Linked DNA regions of Homo sapiens: regions 1 and 2 are each linked to region 3. A link is a loop called in an ENCODE intact Hi-C map of the cell type or tissue named here. Cell type or tissue: HCT116. All regions are shown on one strand.

Region 1 (5,000 bases), 320 kb before region 3:
CTAGAACTAAATCGAAAGGAAAGCCCCAACTTTCCACATCTAAGTACCAAAAGGACCAGAGGCTACTCCCTTTGCAAAACCCCACCTTTCCTGGCAGCGGATGGAAAATTGAAAACGTTTGCATAGGAGTGTAACTTTTTTTTTTTTTGAGACAGAGTCTCGCTCTGTCACCCAGGCTGGAGTGCAATGGCGCCATAGCTCACTGCAACCTCCACCTCCCGGGTTCAAGTGATTCTCCTGCCTCAGCCTCCCCAGTAGCTGGGATTACAGGCATGCGCCACCACGCCTGGCCAATTTTTTTTTTGTATTTTTAGTAGAGGTGGGGTTTCTCCATGTCGGTCAGGCTGGTCTCGAACTCCCAACCTCAGATGATCTGCCCTCCTTGGCCTCCCAAAGTACTGGGATTACAGGCGTGAGCCACCGCGCCTGGCCAGGAGTGTAACTTTAGAACTTCACTTCAGCTTCTGATTGGTTACTGTCCAATCAGACTGATTGCGGGTCAAGCCTTGGTTTGCACAGAAGTGTAACTTTGTAACTTCACTTTAACCTCTGATTGGTTGCTTTCCAGACTGATTGCAGGCCACCACTTCATTTACATGGGGTGAACACCAAGTGGCCAGTGGAAAACCTCTAGGGGGTATTTGGACCCCAGAAGATTCTGTATCTGGGGCCCTTGAGCTGCTGCTCAGGCCCACTCCCACACTGTGGAGTGTACTTTCATTTGCAATAACTCTCTGCTTTCATTGCCTCATTGTTTCCTTGCTTTGCCGTGCATTTTGTCCAATTCTTTCTTCAAAATGCCAAGAACCTGGACAACTTTCAGTCAAGACCTCTTCCAGTAACATCAGTAAACGAAAACATGACAGTTAAGAAGGCCTATTTACTGCAATTGTCTTAAAGACAATTTTAGAAAATTATGTGGTGCTTCAAACATTTTCTGTTTACATGTATTAATCTAATTTTGTTCTGGCAGCGTATCCCTATCTGTACAGGTCTGCAGCAACCTCAATTCTCCTCAGAAGAAAGAATTCGACTGAGGGGCATATGGTGGAAGGAGAGACAGAGTCAAGTTTTAGAGCAGGAGTGAAAGTTTATTAAAAAGCTTTAGAGCAGGAATGAAAGGAAGAAGAGTACACTCGGAAGAGGGCCAAGCAGGCAACTTGAGAGATCAAGTGCACCGTTTGACTTCTTGATTTGGGGTTTTATATGTCGGCATACTTCCGGGGTCTTGCGTTACTTATCCCCTGAGTCTTCCCTTGGGGTGGGCAGCCTGCATGCTGCCCGCACGTGACACGCTTGGGAGGGGCCACACCCAGTATGTTTACTGGAGTTGTATGCATGCTCACTTGAGGAGCTCTCCCCTTACCAGTCTAGCATTCCTAGAAGAAGGTCATATGCCAGTTAGACTTTGCCATTTTGTCTCCTAATGAGCATGCCTGAGCCCCCTCACTCAACTCCTGAGATCTCATCGGGAAGCTGCTGATAACCAGTTTCAGGTGTTTTCTTTTAGGAGACTGCCTTCTCCTGGCACTGGCTGTGACCAATTATTATTTTAGAGAGACAGTTAACAAAACTGCCTGACTATCACCTGGTGGTCACCTGACATTCCTAGTGTGTGTGTGGGGAACCCTCTCGTGCCCTGCTCACGCCTGACCATGCTGTCTACTGAAACACTATTGGTCATATTTACAACCCTACACAGTTTCTCATATTAATGGAGAGAAAAAAATGCCTATAAGAAACAAATTCAAATGATCAAAAAGAATGTATTAAATGCTTAGAAACTGCTTCATCAGCTCCCATTTCATTTCCTCAGTTTTATGCCTCTGGTTGTCCAGAGCCAGCCACTGAGCTCCCTACCTGGGAGCAGTTCGGCAATAGTTGCTACAAAAATCAGTGCTGGGTACAGGTAGCATTTAAACAGCTCTGAACTTTCTGCTCCTAAGCATGAATCATTCTCCTGGCCTGGGAGTCCCAGTGTTGAGTGATGCCCAAGGACATTGAGACAGACCAACTGACAAGTAGATTGGTTCCTTCCATTATCCATTCCAAGTTCTTCAAGGCCTCACTGTGTTTACCTGCTGAGATGTGAATATCTTTTATTAACAAAACTTAGGGGCAGGCTCTTGCCTCATCCATTCATTCATTCATGCAACAAATACTAGTCATAAACCTACCATGTGTCAGACACTGGGCTAGACTCTGAAGACACAAAGCCCACAAATAGCCCCTACCTTCAACAGATTGATGATCTTATAGACAGAAACCCATACCCATAGAAACAAGGGGTTTCAAATAATTTAGGTGCTATGATAAAAGTGTGTACAGAGTACAATGGGGGAAAATAAAGGAGGAATCAGTGCCATGAGAGGCAGCGGGTAGGAAAGGCATACAGGTGGTCGGTGCTTAAAGTGAGTCTTGAAAGAGATGAAGGTCTTTGCCAGTAGATGGGGATGTGACCACATAGGGGAATTCCAGATAGAGGCAGTAACAGGAACTTGCCAACTTCAGCCTCATGTAACAGAAAATCCGACCCCAGTGGGTTTAAGCAAGAAGTAAACTTGTTGGGGAACTGAGTGAGAAAACAACAACAACAACAAAACGCCCAAGAGTAGACCTGTTAGGCATGGCTGGTTTCTCTCTGTCTCTTATCCATTTCCTCTGCGGTGGCCCCAGTGCTCTCAAGATGGCGACAGCAGATTTGACCCTGTATCGTCTCAAGTCTCGGCTTTAGAGGAAAGAATACTACCACATGCCACTGTTTCAGAAAATGTCTCACAGCATCCCAGTGGCTCTGGGGAGGTGGCAGTCATATGCCCCTGAAGAAATCCCTGTGGCTAGGCAGGGTGAAGCTCTGATTAACTGTGGCCTGAGTCATCGCTCCCACTTAGAGATGGGTGGAGCTGTCCTCACCAGGACAACTTGCTCTAAGAGTCCAAAAGGACAATCTGGGCACTGTTCTTACAAGAAGGGAGCGTTGACAACAAACCTTCGTCTCAGCACCAGTCTTGCTGTCACCAGGAATCTGGAGCAGCTCAACACCATAGGGCTCCAAGTGACCAGCACCAAGTCAGATTCTCCAGAAGGACCGATTTCTGTCATCTCACTTGTAAGCAGCCATCTTCTCTGGAGTCCACACTTTGGGAAAATTTTCACTTCCTTTCCACTGGAGAGCCTCAGCCTCTGAAGGAAGCCAGCAAGTGCTGCAGTCTTGAGAGGCTCCCCAACTCTCAGGGAGCCCTGGCTTACCCACAGACCCAGACATAGTCCCTGCCTCCTTCTCTCCTCTCCTGCTCTACCACCAACTCACCCCTCTGTCCCAGTGTTTACCAAGGCCAGGCCACAGGTAGGGCCACCTCAGTTATATATGTATATATATGTTTGTTTGTTGTTGGTTTTTTTTTTAAGTTGGGGATCTTGCTCTGTTGCCCAGGCTTGAGTGCAGTGGCACAATCTCAGCTCACTGCAACATCCGCCTCCTGGGTTCAAGCAATTCTCCTGCCTCAGCTTCCCAAGTAGCTAGGATGGGATTACAGGTGCAGCCACCATGCCTGGCTAATTTTTGTATTTTCTCTAGAGATGGGGTTTCACCATGTTGGCGAGGTTGGTCTCAAACTCCCAGCCTCAAGTGATCCACCAGCCTCGGCCTCCCAAAGTGCTGGGATTACAGGCATAAACCACCTAGCCCAGCCAGTATAATGTTTTCCATTGTATACATATACCACAGCTTGTTTATCTATTCTATTGATAAACACGAGGGCTATTTCAGCTTTTAGCTGTTATGAATAAAGCTACAATCAGCATTTGTGTACAAGTCTTTGTGTGGACATATGTTTTTATTTCTCTTGGGCAAATTACCTAGGAGTGGGATCTCCAAGTCAAAAGTATATGTTTAACTTTGTAAGAAAGTAGGCAGATGCATATTTACTAGAATAACAGAATATTCATGTATGTCAATACTCTGGGCCATGGCTTCCTCATTATTAAAATAGGAATATAGCCATATCTACCCTGTCTAATTCTTGCCACCTTTGTGATGATCAGAATGGATAATGTACATTAACACATCATAAGGTGCTAAATTGTGCAGTGTGAAGAAAGAGCTATAGAGATTCTGAGGGAAGAGAGATAAATGAGGGCTGAAGAAATCACAGAAGACTGACTGGAAGAGGAGCTCACCTTTGAACGTTCAATTAAATCTGCCCAACGGTGGATGAACGGACAGATGGACAAATGGAATGGATAGATGACACATCCTCAAGGAATAAAAACTTTTTAAAGAATATAAAGAATACATTAGTTCATTTATTTGTGACACGTTTTTAAAAATCACATTAACATAAAGGAGGTCCCAAACAACTCTGTGATATGTGTTGTCTTTTTGGGTGCTCAATTGAAAGACAATGTTCCCATCAAGAAAAAGGGTCCTCTTGTGTCTTCCTTCAAATTACGCTATTATCAAGCTCGATTTAGACTTTCCTACTACCCTTTTTATTTTCTACTAAACCCCAAAAATAAGAAAGGCAAGGAATGGAAAATAAAAGATAAGAAATGCACAAGCTTATCAAAGATTTTTTATTTTTGTATAACTCTAAGATAATGTTGAATTTTTTTTCCTAGAATTTTCTAGTTTCCCAGGTCCCTCTCTTATTGAGGCAGCCTTGTGCTTTGCTCAGGGTCAGGGAGGAGAGGCAGTGTCCCTTTTGCTGGTGGCTGGAGACCTTGCAAGCCTTCAGAAACTTTTTACAATCCAAGCTCTTTCTCACGGTCGACTTGAGTCTTTTTGCTTGCTGTTCCCTTCACCTGAAGGGCTCTTTTCCCTTTCTTATTCTTTTATTGTTCAGCTCTCAGTCTAAATACTACCACAGTAAGGACTCCCTGCTCACCCAGGCTTCTTTATCACACCACATTGTTTTAATTCTCTACAGAGTGTTTATCACTGAAGATATTTTTCATGTATTTGTTTGCTTCCTTATTGTTCATCTTCCCATTGGAACATA
Region 2 (5,000 bases), 340 kb before region 3:
GACACCTGGAGCAGCGGGCAATAGGCCCAGCTGGCTAAGCAGAAGGAACACGACAACAGCATGGTTTCTGCAGTGAGAAAGTTCCAAGAGCTTCTCCACAACAAAGACCAAAACCACCTCTCTGCACTCAAAAGAAGGTGATCTTTTTGGAGGGTCATTAGTAGCATTGAGCAGAAAACCATAGCTGAGGATCAATAACCTCAAACTGTCAGAACATTTTCATAACATGTCTCCTGGTGCACATGCAGGAGATTTTTCTTTGGTGAATATCTGTAAGTACAATCTCTATCAGTGAACACTTCTAAATAGTAGCTTTAAATGGTTGCTTGTCACTAAGTTTGGTTCTTTTCTTATAAATATGTCTAGAACTCATCTATTGATCCATACATTCATCCTGGGGGAAAGTACCATTGAGTATCCCTATCACAATTGCCTCATTGTTGAACTGGTAATAGACATCTCAGCAAACTCACAGGGAAACTAAAAGAAGAATTAAACGCTTTGAGGTATTTTAAACTTGGAGAGGCTATTTAAATCCATGTTACTTTTAAACCCAAAATTTCCCATTGTTTCCAGGAGAGGGCACAAATTCATCTTACGGTTATTCTTAGTGCTTTTCATCACCTTTCTTGACTTTACCCCACGTGTACACATGCACACACCCTCACATAAACATGCACACCCTACCTCTTATTTTATAAAATGACTGGTTATCTATTAACCAGCTTATGCAGCCATTTCAGAACCTATGCAAAGCAGCTTTGAACAGACTCTTCACTCTGCTGCAAGATCCAGAATGTCAACTGGGGCTTCATGAGGTTCCCATGTAGAGCTGGGCCTGCTAGTGTTAAATACATATGGCTTTAATTTACAGTCCAGTCCCTATATCGTTGTTTCCAATTGCCAATGGCATTGGTAAACCAACAGTAGTAATAGGAGTAGTCTCAGGCAATAAGGAGACACATTTTCTATAGAGAATTTTAAAACAATAATTAAATGGACTAAAAGCTGATTTGCTTTTACTATATTCACACATTGGCAATTCTACACAATGGTCAAATGCTCTCCCCGTCCCCGCTAAATCTTTTGTTGGTCTGCAGTCGAAAAAATTTCTGTGGTTATTATTCAATTTTGTAATACATAAAATCAGCAATGTTATTGCTTATCTCTTAAGAAACACATTTTCTCCTTTAGTAATAACTCCTGTGTGGGAGTTAACTCAGAGAAGACTTGACATAAATGGACTTATCTACACACTCTTGTTTGAGAGTTAAGTTCCAGATGGTTCAGAATCATTCATATTTGTGCTTGCTTTGGGTACACTTCATGCTCCAACCCATGTGGGACTATCTGCTTCTGCATTTAAACACTAGATCTGGAATAAGCAATGGCAGTAGAGTGATTGTGACAGAACTTGGGCTACCTCAATTCTCTCTCATTCAATTTAGTGCTCTCATGAAAACTCACTTGGAGTTTTTATTTATAATTAAAATTTAAAATAATAATGCAGCGTAAACCACAAGGTGTAATTTTTTTTGGTAACTGCAAGTTTATTTCACATGTGCAATATTTCACACCTTTGAATAATATCTTTAAAAATTGAAATTGATGTCTTTTTTATTGTTCTTTTTCTTATGTAATTACTATTGCACTGTAATGTTATTCATTTTTATGGCAGTCTAGTATGTAGGTATGTGTATTTTCTTTTTTGTTTGAAAAACATTAATGTAATTAAAAGTATTAGTCCACTACTTTCCCCTTTTTTGATACTATAAAATGTATTTTATTATTTTATTTTTCATTTTTATTGGAATGATTACATATACGAAGTTCAATAAAATAAAAATCTCTCTCAGTCCATTTTTCTTTTTATTCATTTCATTATTATTACCAAAAATAATGCTGTATGGAGTAGTGGGGTGTTAAAAAATGATCTGCTCGACAACACCAGTCACACAAGGCACGCCCTGCTTCCTTGCAGATCCTCAGGAGAGCTGCCCTGTCTGAGAACACTGCCCTCTGCTGCTCGGTGTGAATTCACCCATGAGGCTTATAAACAGAGAATTAACCCTCACTCTACCTTAAACTTACTCTTTTATTCAGAGAGGTATATCTAACTACAGTGTCAACTTTGTCTTGGTTCACACAGATCCCCAGGAACAGAGTGAGCAATCAACACATTTTTGTTGAATGAAAGAAGGAATGTGATGTTACTTTGCACATATTGGAGAGTGCATGCAAATGTGTTAATATGTCTGAGTATTGTGTGCAAGTGTGGGTGTTCACAGCACAAAATAGGCTGGTCAAGAGTGAACATCATATATTTTACTTTTCTTGCACCCACCCACCCCCCGCCCCCCACCACTTCCCAGCCGTGCCAGAGACACTACAGATGCAGACTAACAAATTGACTTAGAAGGTCAGGACTCAAAAGCCTATTCCAAAAATATTAAGAATGGCCAAGAAGTTAAAATCCAATCAAATAAAATCCCATTTTTTAATTCTTTTGTTAGCACACTAGTTTTTTGTGTGGTGGAGGAGAGGTTACTCATTAGAAAATAAAATTCTAAACTTATAACAAGATACTATAACTGATACTAATCTTTGCCAACTGTTAATAATTTCTTTCTCATTCTTGTAACTGATGCCCGAAATGCATCTAATATATAATTCCGAAACATTTTAATTACCATTATATTTAAAGTAAGAAAGGAGGGGGAAATGTAGCTTTTAAAGACTCTGAGCAGCTCACCTAAGATGGCCTTTCAAAGATAAGTGATATAAAACATTAAAGAGCCTAAAGCTTACATAGTCCAGCCTTGGTGTGTAAATAAAGGAGGCAGAGCCCAGAGAGTATAGGCTTGTTCAGAGTCTCACAGTGTGAGGGTATAGCCAGGACCAGAAGCCTGCAATCCCTACTTCCACCCCAGTCTCTCATCCTACACAGCACAGCTTCCAATGTAGAAGAAAATGGCTCTATCTTTGTTTGTTATATCAGATTGTTTAAAGTATTTAAGATATGTGCTTTAGATATCATTACACTGGCAGATAACAATATACAGAGTAATAAGAATTTGAAGATAACTTTGAGAATCACTTATTATAACACATACATTAACAAGAGAGAATGAATATTTACTAAGTATCTACCACATCCATGGCACATGGCTATTCCCTATAGAGACTACTGAATGAATAAATGATAGCATGAACTTATGTAACACTCGCCATAAGCCAGGTTGGTCTAAGTGCTTTACATTCATTAAGACGTTTAATCTTCACAACAACTCTGTGAATATCTGTTATTATCACCATCCCCAGTTTACAGATAAGGAAATTGAGGCACAGAGAACTTCACCAAGATCAGGCAGCCAGCAAACAGAACTTTACAACTTTGGTCATCTGACTCCATGGGCTATGCAAACTATGATCTACCTCCCATCTTAAGGAACAGAAACATAGGAAAAGGTGAATGGTAATGCGGATTTAAATAACAGTTAATGACAACTATAATGGACAAAAGGCAATATCCAAGAGGCAAGTGAATAGTATAAGTCAGAACTCTTTGCGTGCAAGCACCAGAAACTAAATTTAAAATCTCTTAAGTTATCTCAAAAGCTATTTATTTGCTGGCAATAGTAGAAGGCATTGTGGGCTGAATTTTGTCCCCCCACAATTCATGTGTTGAAGTCCTAACTCCCAGAACCTCCAAATATAACCATATTTGGCATAGGGCCTTTAAAGAGGTAATCAGGGTAAATTGAGGTCATTCGGATGGATCCCAATCTAATCTAACTGGTGTCCCTGTAAGAAAGTGAGATTAGGACAAAGACACACACAGAGGGAAGGCCAAGTGAAGGCACAGAGAGGAGGCCTATATGCAAGCAAGAAGAGAGTTTCCAGAGTGAAACCAACCTCCATGACACCTGGATCTCAGATTTCTAGTCTCCAAAGTCACAAGGAATTAAATTCCCATTTTTAGCCACCCAGTCTGTAATACTTTGTTAATGCAGCCTGAGCAGAATAAAATAGAAGAATACTGGGTGTTTCATAGAATTAAAGAGTTACAGGAAACAGTCGGAGCCAGGAATCTCAAGGACTAGAACAAGGACCTCAACACCTGCAGAATACACACACTATCCTCCCCACACTTCCAGCTTCAGAATTTAAAAATGCCAAGGATGGCCTCAACTGATCCAGTTGAGGTCGCATTCCCAACCCTAAGCCAATCATTTAATTCTCCTAGTTCAGTGATGCATCTCTACCATCCTTCGCCGGTCTGTGTCCCCAGATCCTCCTGTGGTTGAGTTTCCCAAGAGAGTAAACCTGGTTTCTGCCAGGACAAGAGAGAGGCTGCTGAAAGATGAGGAAGGAATCCAGAGGTCTGACTGCTTTCTCCAAGGACTTTCCATAAACCTCCTGTTTTCAGCTCCGCCTCTTACCTTTTCTTTCAGAAGAATCTGGTGCCTCCAATTCTGGGGACTTTACGGGTGCTGTGCCATGAACTAGCTTCCTTCTTAAGCTCCCCATCTGCTGGTACTGCAGTTTCAGCCCCTGTCCATGTCCATCTCCAAAAATGAGATGACATGGACTTTTCACCTATTCTTTCTGTCTTGTGGACTTGGGCCTTTTTGGCTTCTTTGCTGTCATTTTAGTAGCATTTTGAAAGAGATGAAAGAAAAACACAGGTTTTTAAACTGCAATGTTTAACCAGAAGTCTATTTTGGGAATTTTCAAATAATCCTCTGTGAAGGTGCCACAGTGGCTTACTTCTGGCTTGGGAAGGTGGCAGTAGCACAGAGGACAGACAGGAGAGCAGACTAGGAAAAGGGTAGGCAGGCTCTGGCCTCTGCCCCCGCATCAAGCAGAAAATCTTGCTTTTTATGTTTTATACATTGTCCTTCTAAGATTTCATTTGAAGAAAGAGACTTTAACTAAAAATAGAAAATCTTAAAACCACTGTGCAATACCAGCCTGCCTCCTACATATTTTAAAGAGTT
Region 3 (5,000 bases):
TGAGGCTGGGTGTGGTGGCTCACTCCTATAAATCCAGCACTTTGGGAGGCCGAGGCAGGCAGATCGCTTGAGTTTAGGAGCTTGAGACCAGCCTGGGCAACATGGCTAAACCCTCATCACCACAAAAATACAAAAATACAAAAATTAGCTAGGAAGTCAGGCACGGTGGCTAATGCCTATAATCCCAGCACTTTGGGAGGCTGAGGCAGCTGGATTGCTTGAGTCAGGCATTTGAGACCAGCCTGGCCAACATGGTGAAACCTGTCTCTACTAAAAATACAAAAATTAGCCAGTCATGGTGGTGAGTGCCTGTGATCCCAGCTACTCAGGAGGCTGAGGCAGGAGAATCACTTGAACCGGGAGGTGGAGATTGCAGTGAGCCGAGATCACGCCATTGCACTCCAGCTTGGGCAACAGAGCGAGACTCAATCTCAAAAAGAAAAAAATTACCTAGGCATGGTGACACACATCTGTAGTCCCAGCCAGCTACTTGGGAAGCTGAGGTGGGACGATCACTTGAGCCCAGGAGGTTGAGGCTACAGTGAGCCATAATTGCACCACTGCACTCCAGCCTGGGTGACAGAGACCCTGTTAGAAAAAAAAAAAAAAAAAAAAAAAATATATATATATATATATATATGAGATATATATGATATATGTTATATATATGATATGATAGCTGAAATTAAAAAATGAAATGAATGGTCTGGGTTTCAGAATAGACATAGATTAATAACTGGAAAATCAAGCTGGCCTATTATCCCAGAATGATGTCACCCCAATTAGCAGTGGCAGAAAAAAATGGCTTTAGGGCCTATAAGGGTGCCCTGAGGCAATTTTCTACATTCTCCACCCTCCCCCCATACCTTGCCCTTACTTATTTGGAAAAAAATAAGATCATATACCACATTAACTGAAACAGATGGCAAATTATGAAAGAGCTATGGGGTGTGGCAAAGGCTGCTGATTGTCCTCAAATATCTTTTCATTAAATATATCTATGATGTATTTATGAAAATAAGGGCATTTCAAAATACAGGAGAATGATTGACTAGTCAGTGACATAGTAACAGATACCATGCATGGATTGACCAACTGTCTTCTTGGATGCCTTCCTGGAAAGCCAAAACCAATATTTCCCACATTCACTTGTAGCTAGGATTCCAAAAATGATTTAGGTTTTACCAAGCCAAGTTAGACTGATTCAAATTTGTATTACATGAAGAGAGAGGAAAGGCATGAACCCCTTTGGGCAGATTCCTAATTCTGCAGCGTCCTGATCCTTTCAGAGTTAGCAGCTGCCTTGACAGGTAATTTGGGGAGTTCTTGAAGACTCATGATGAAGCCTGTTTCTCTCAAAGATTTTGTATATCATCTAGATCCCTTAAACTCTTTATTTTGAAAGTGGCAGAAGGGACTTCAATACCAACATATGAACTATCTGTCTGGGAAATGAGTTGTCTGATCTTGTTTCAAAAATGATCTGTAGATAAATGGGAAAACAAATACTAGCAAACTGAAGTACAAAAATGTTAGGGAAAAGTATAAAAGAACATTTTAAATCTTGTGGTTAGCCTTTCTAAGCAAGACTAAAATCCAGAAGACACAAAGGAAATGATGGGTAGATTTGATATAATAAAAATTAAAATTCCTACATAAGAGCCAAGTGACAGACTAAGATATAATATTCTCAGATATAAATCAGAAAAGGTTTAATTCATAATATGTTAAAATGTTTGTATAAATCAATAAAAAAGACACAACCAAATTAAAACTGATAAAATTCTAAACAGGTAATTTACTAAAAAAAGGTAATCCAAATGATTAATAGACATGAGTAGATGCTTGAACTTGCTGGTAAGTAGAGAAATGCATATACATACATGTAAGTGCCGTAACCTAATCAAATCAGAATCTCTGGGAGTCCCCAGATACTTTTTAAAAATCTTCTCATCCACATAAATTCAATGTGTAGCCAAAGTTAAGAACCACTACCCTAAAACAGTGCTAACTCAAAGTGTGGGCAGTGGACCAGCAGCAGTAGCATCTAGCAGCTTGTTAAAAATGCGAATTACTGAGTTTCCTTTCAGACCGATTGAATCAGAATTTCTCCAGGTGATTCTGATGCATGCTCAATTTTGAGAACTCTGAAACCTCTCTGCATTTTATTTACAGAGCTACTTGGAGGATAATAGCAGGTGAAAGTATTTTCAGAAAAGTAAAAATAGTAATCGCAAATACAAATAATCATACTATTCCGATATATTTTACATAATCTTAGGGTCATACTCAGGACCTAGCAATGAAAATGACAATAATTCATTACTGAAATAGAAATCTCTTGGAGACATAAAGAATTAGTCCATGTCCTTATTTCTGAATTGTCTCCAAATACAGTGGAGTGTTAGTTAGTTCTATAATACAGTCTTAGTAGATGTGAAACTGCCACAGGGATAGGAAGCCAAATGGCTTACTTTTAAGTTTCTTAAATATTTTGTTACTTTATGATGGCTTTTTTTTTGTAATGGGTTTTTGCAGTGTTTCCACTAAATGGGACAAGTGTATTGGTGCAGTTTGGCTATTCTGCACTATTAAATTTCAGAATATTGGCTTGTGGTTATGTTGTCTATTATTTGAGGCTTTACCCAAAGAAAACTAACAGACATGTGCCCCCTTTTACCCTTTATCTATGTCTGACAATATTCCATACATAGCCAAGCTATTAAAGAAGAGAAATGTCGTGGTCTTTGGGTTTTAAGAAGGTTGCTCTGACTGCTGTGTAGAACAACTCCAAACAACATCAGCATCATCTAGAAGCTTGTTAAAAATGCATATTATTGAATGTGTGTGTACCAAGAGGTGTCCACTGAAGTTCATTCGGATGTAGAAAGGAACTTGTAAAACTGTTGCATTATGTTGGAACTTGCATAGCTAACCAACCAGGAGTTTGGGCATCTGGCTGAGAACCAAGTCTATCTTAGTCTCAACTGGGTTGTAGTACCACCTGGTGGTCATTTTCCACTCTAGTTTAATCATGAATGGGGACAATTCTATACACATGGCTGACTGGAATTCCAGAACACTGACTGATGCCCCTTTGGCAACTTGATCTGTGACACTGGGCTTAGGAAATACCAGGGACACTGGGACCTATCCACACCAACCACTCTGCTTCCTGCCTCACCCTCTCCTCCAAACTCCTACTCCCCAAATGATAAAAAGAGGGCTGACAGGAATGCAGGAATCAATTAGTAGTTGTATTATGTTCAAATTTACATTATCATGAAATTCATGTACATTAGGATGTAGAACTATATATGGTTAATAAAAATGTGCACATATTAGGATACAAATTTTTAAAATTTCAAGAGTACTACTGAATAATAATTTTTAAAAAGTTGGATAACAAATGCTGGCAAGGATGTGGAGAAAAGGGAACCCTTGTACACTGTTGGTGAGAATGTCAATTAGTACAACCACTATGGAGAACAGTGTGGAGGTGCCTCAAAAAACTAAAACTAGAACTACCATATGATCCAGCAATCCCACTGCTAAGTATATACCCAAAAGAAAGGAAATTGGTTTATCAAAGAGATAACTGCACTCCCATGTTTATTGCAGCACTATTCACAATAACCAAGATTTAGAAGCAACCTAAGTGTTCATCAACAGATGAATGGATAAAGAAAATGTGATACATGTACACAACGGAGTAGTATTCAGCCATAAAAAAGAATGAGATCCTGTTATTTGCAACCACATGGATGAAACTGGAGGTCATTATGTTAAGTGAATTAAGCCAGGCACAGAAAGACAAACTTCACATGTTCTCACTTATTTGTGGGAGCTAAAAATAAAAACAATTGAACTCATGGAGATACAGAGTAAAATGATGGTTACCAGAGGCTGGGAAGGGTAGTGGGGGGGTGACGGGTGTGCGGTAGGGATGGTTAATGGGTACAAAATATAGTTAGATAGAATAAGTATTTGAGCCTGTAATCCTAGCACTTCAGGAGACTGAAGCAGGCCGATCACTTGAGCCCAGGAGTTCAACACCAGCCTAGGCAACATGGCAAAACCCCCGTCTCTACAAAAAACACCAAAATTAGCCAGCTGAGGTGGTGTGCACTTGTAGTCTCAGCTACTCAGGAGGCTGAGGTGGGAAAATCACTTCAGCCTGGAAGCCCAAGGCTGCAGTACACCAAGATCAGGCCACTGTAGTCCAGCCTGGACAACAGATGAGACCTTGTCTCAAAAAAGAAAAAAGATCTAGCATTTGATTGCAGAACAGGGTGACTACAGTCAAACATTTATTGTACATTTTTAAATGAATATAATTGGATTGTTTGTAACACAAAAGATAAATGCTTGAGGTGATGGATACCCCATTTACCCTGATGTGATTATTACACATTGTGTGCCTGTATCAAAATAGCTTATGTACCCCATAAAGTATATACACCTACTATATACCCACAAAAATTAAAAATTGGCCGGATATGGTGGCTCCTGCCTATAATCCCAGCACTTTGGGAGGCCAAGGCAGCAGATCACCTGAGGCCAGGAGCTCCAGACCAGCTTGGCCAACATGGCGAAGCCCATCTCTACTAAAAATACAAAAATTCACCGGGCGTGGTGGCACACACTGGGATTACAGTAGCTGTAATCCCAGCTACTCAGGAGGCTGAGGCAAGAGAATGGCTTGAATCCTGGAGACGGAGGTTGCAGTGAGCCGAGATCGTGCCACGGCACTCCAGCGAGTGAGACTCCATCACACACACACACACACACACACACACACACACACACAAAAAAGCTAGGAGATGGCCACGCGCAGTGGCTCACTCCTATTAAATCCCAGCATCCCAGCACTTTGGGAGGCCAAGGTGGGCAGGTCACTTGAGGTCAGGTGTTCAAGACCAGCCTGGCCAATATGGTAAAACCCCATCTCTCCTAAAAATACAAAAATCAGCTGGGCATAGTGGCATGCACCTGTCATC

What was found. Peaks named below come from ENCODE experiments on the same cell type or tissue, not always from the same donor. Only the 100,000 strongest peaks of a DNase experiment are listed, where the experiment ranks them.
Region 1: a loop joins it to region 3, with 7 times the contacts of the local background. A loop is called at or near these places in 7 of 110 quality-filtered maps.
Region 2: it touches region 3 in a loop (4-fold over the local background); 3 of 110 quality-filtered maps call a loop at or near these places.

Annotation. Positions count from the first base shown.
Region 1 is chr3:142,902,709-142,907,708 of GRCh38, reverse strand. No RefSeq gene overlaps it. Among named protein-coding and RNA genes, the nearest start is that of PCOLCE2, 16 kb to the right of the region's middle. In HCT116, a CTCF peak has its summit at 2,454 (motif pointing right); DNase peaks (open chromatin) are centred at 2,463 and 2,907.
Region 2 is chr3:142,926,339-142,931,338 of GRCh38, reverse strand. It overlaps HLMR1 (hepatic lncRNA metabolic regulator 1), which reads right to left and starts at 4,664. Exons shown (of 5, transcript NR_038455.1): 1 at 4,443-4,664. RefSeq lists an enhancer at 1,878-2,172. In HCT116, CTCF peaks have their summits at 394, 596 (motif pointing right) and 2,028 (motif pointing left); DNase peaks (open chromatin) are centred at 598 and 1,998.
Region 3 is chr3:142,585,006-142,590,005 of GRCh38, reverse strand. No RefSeq gene overlaps it. Among named protein-coding and RNA genes, the nearest start is that of ATR, 8.8 kb to the right of the region's middle. In HCT116, a CTCF peak has its summit at 3,004 (motif pointing left); a DNase peak (open chromatin) is centred at 3,075.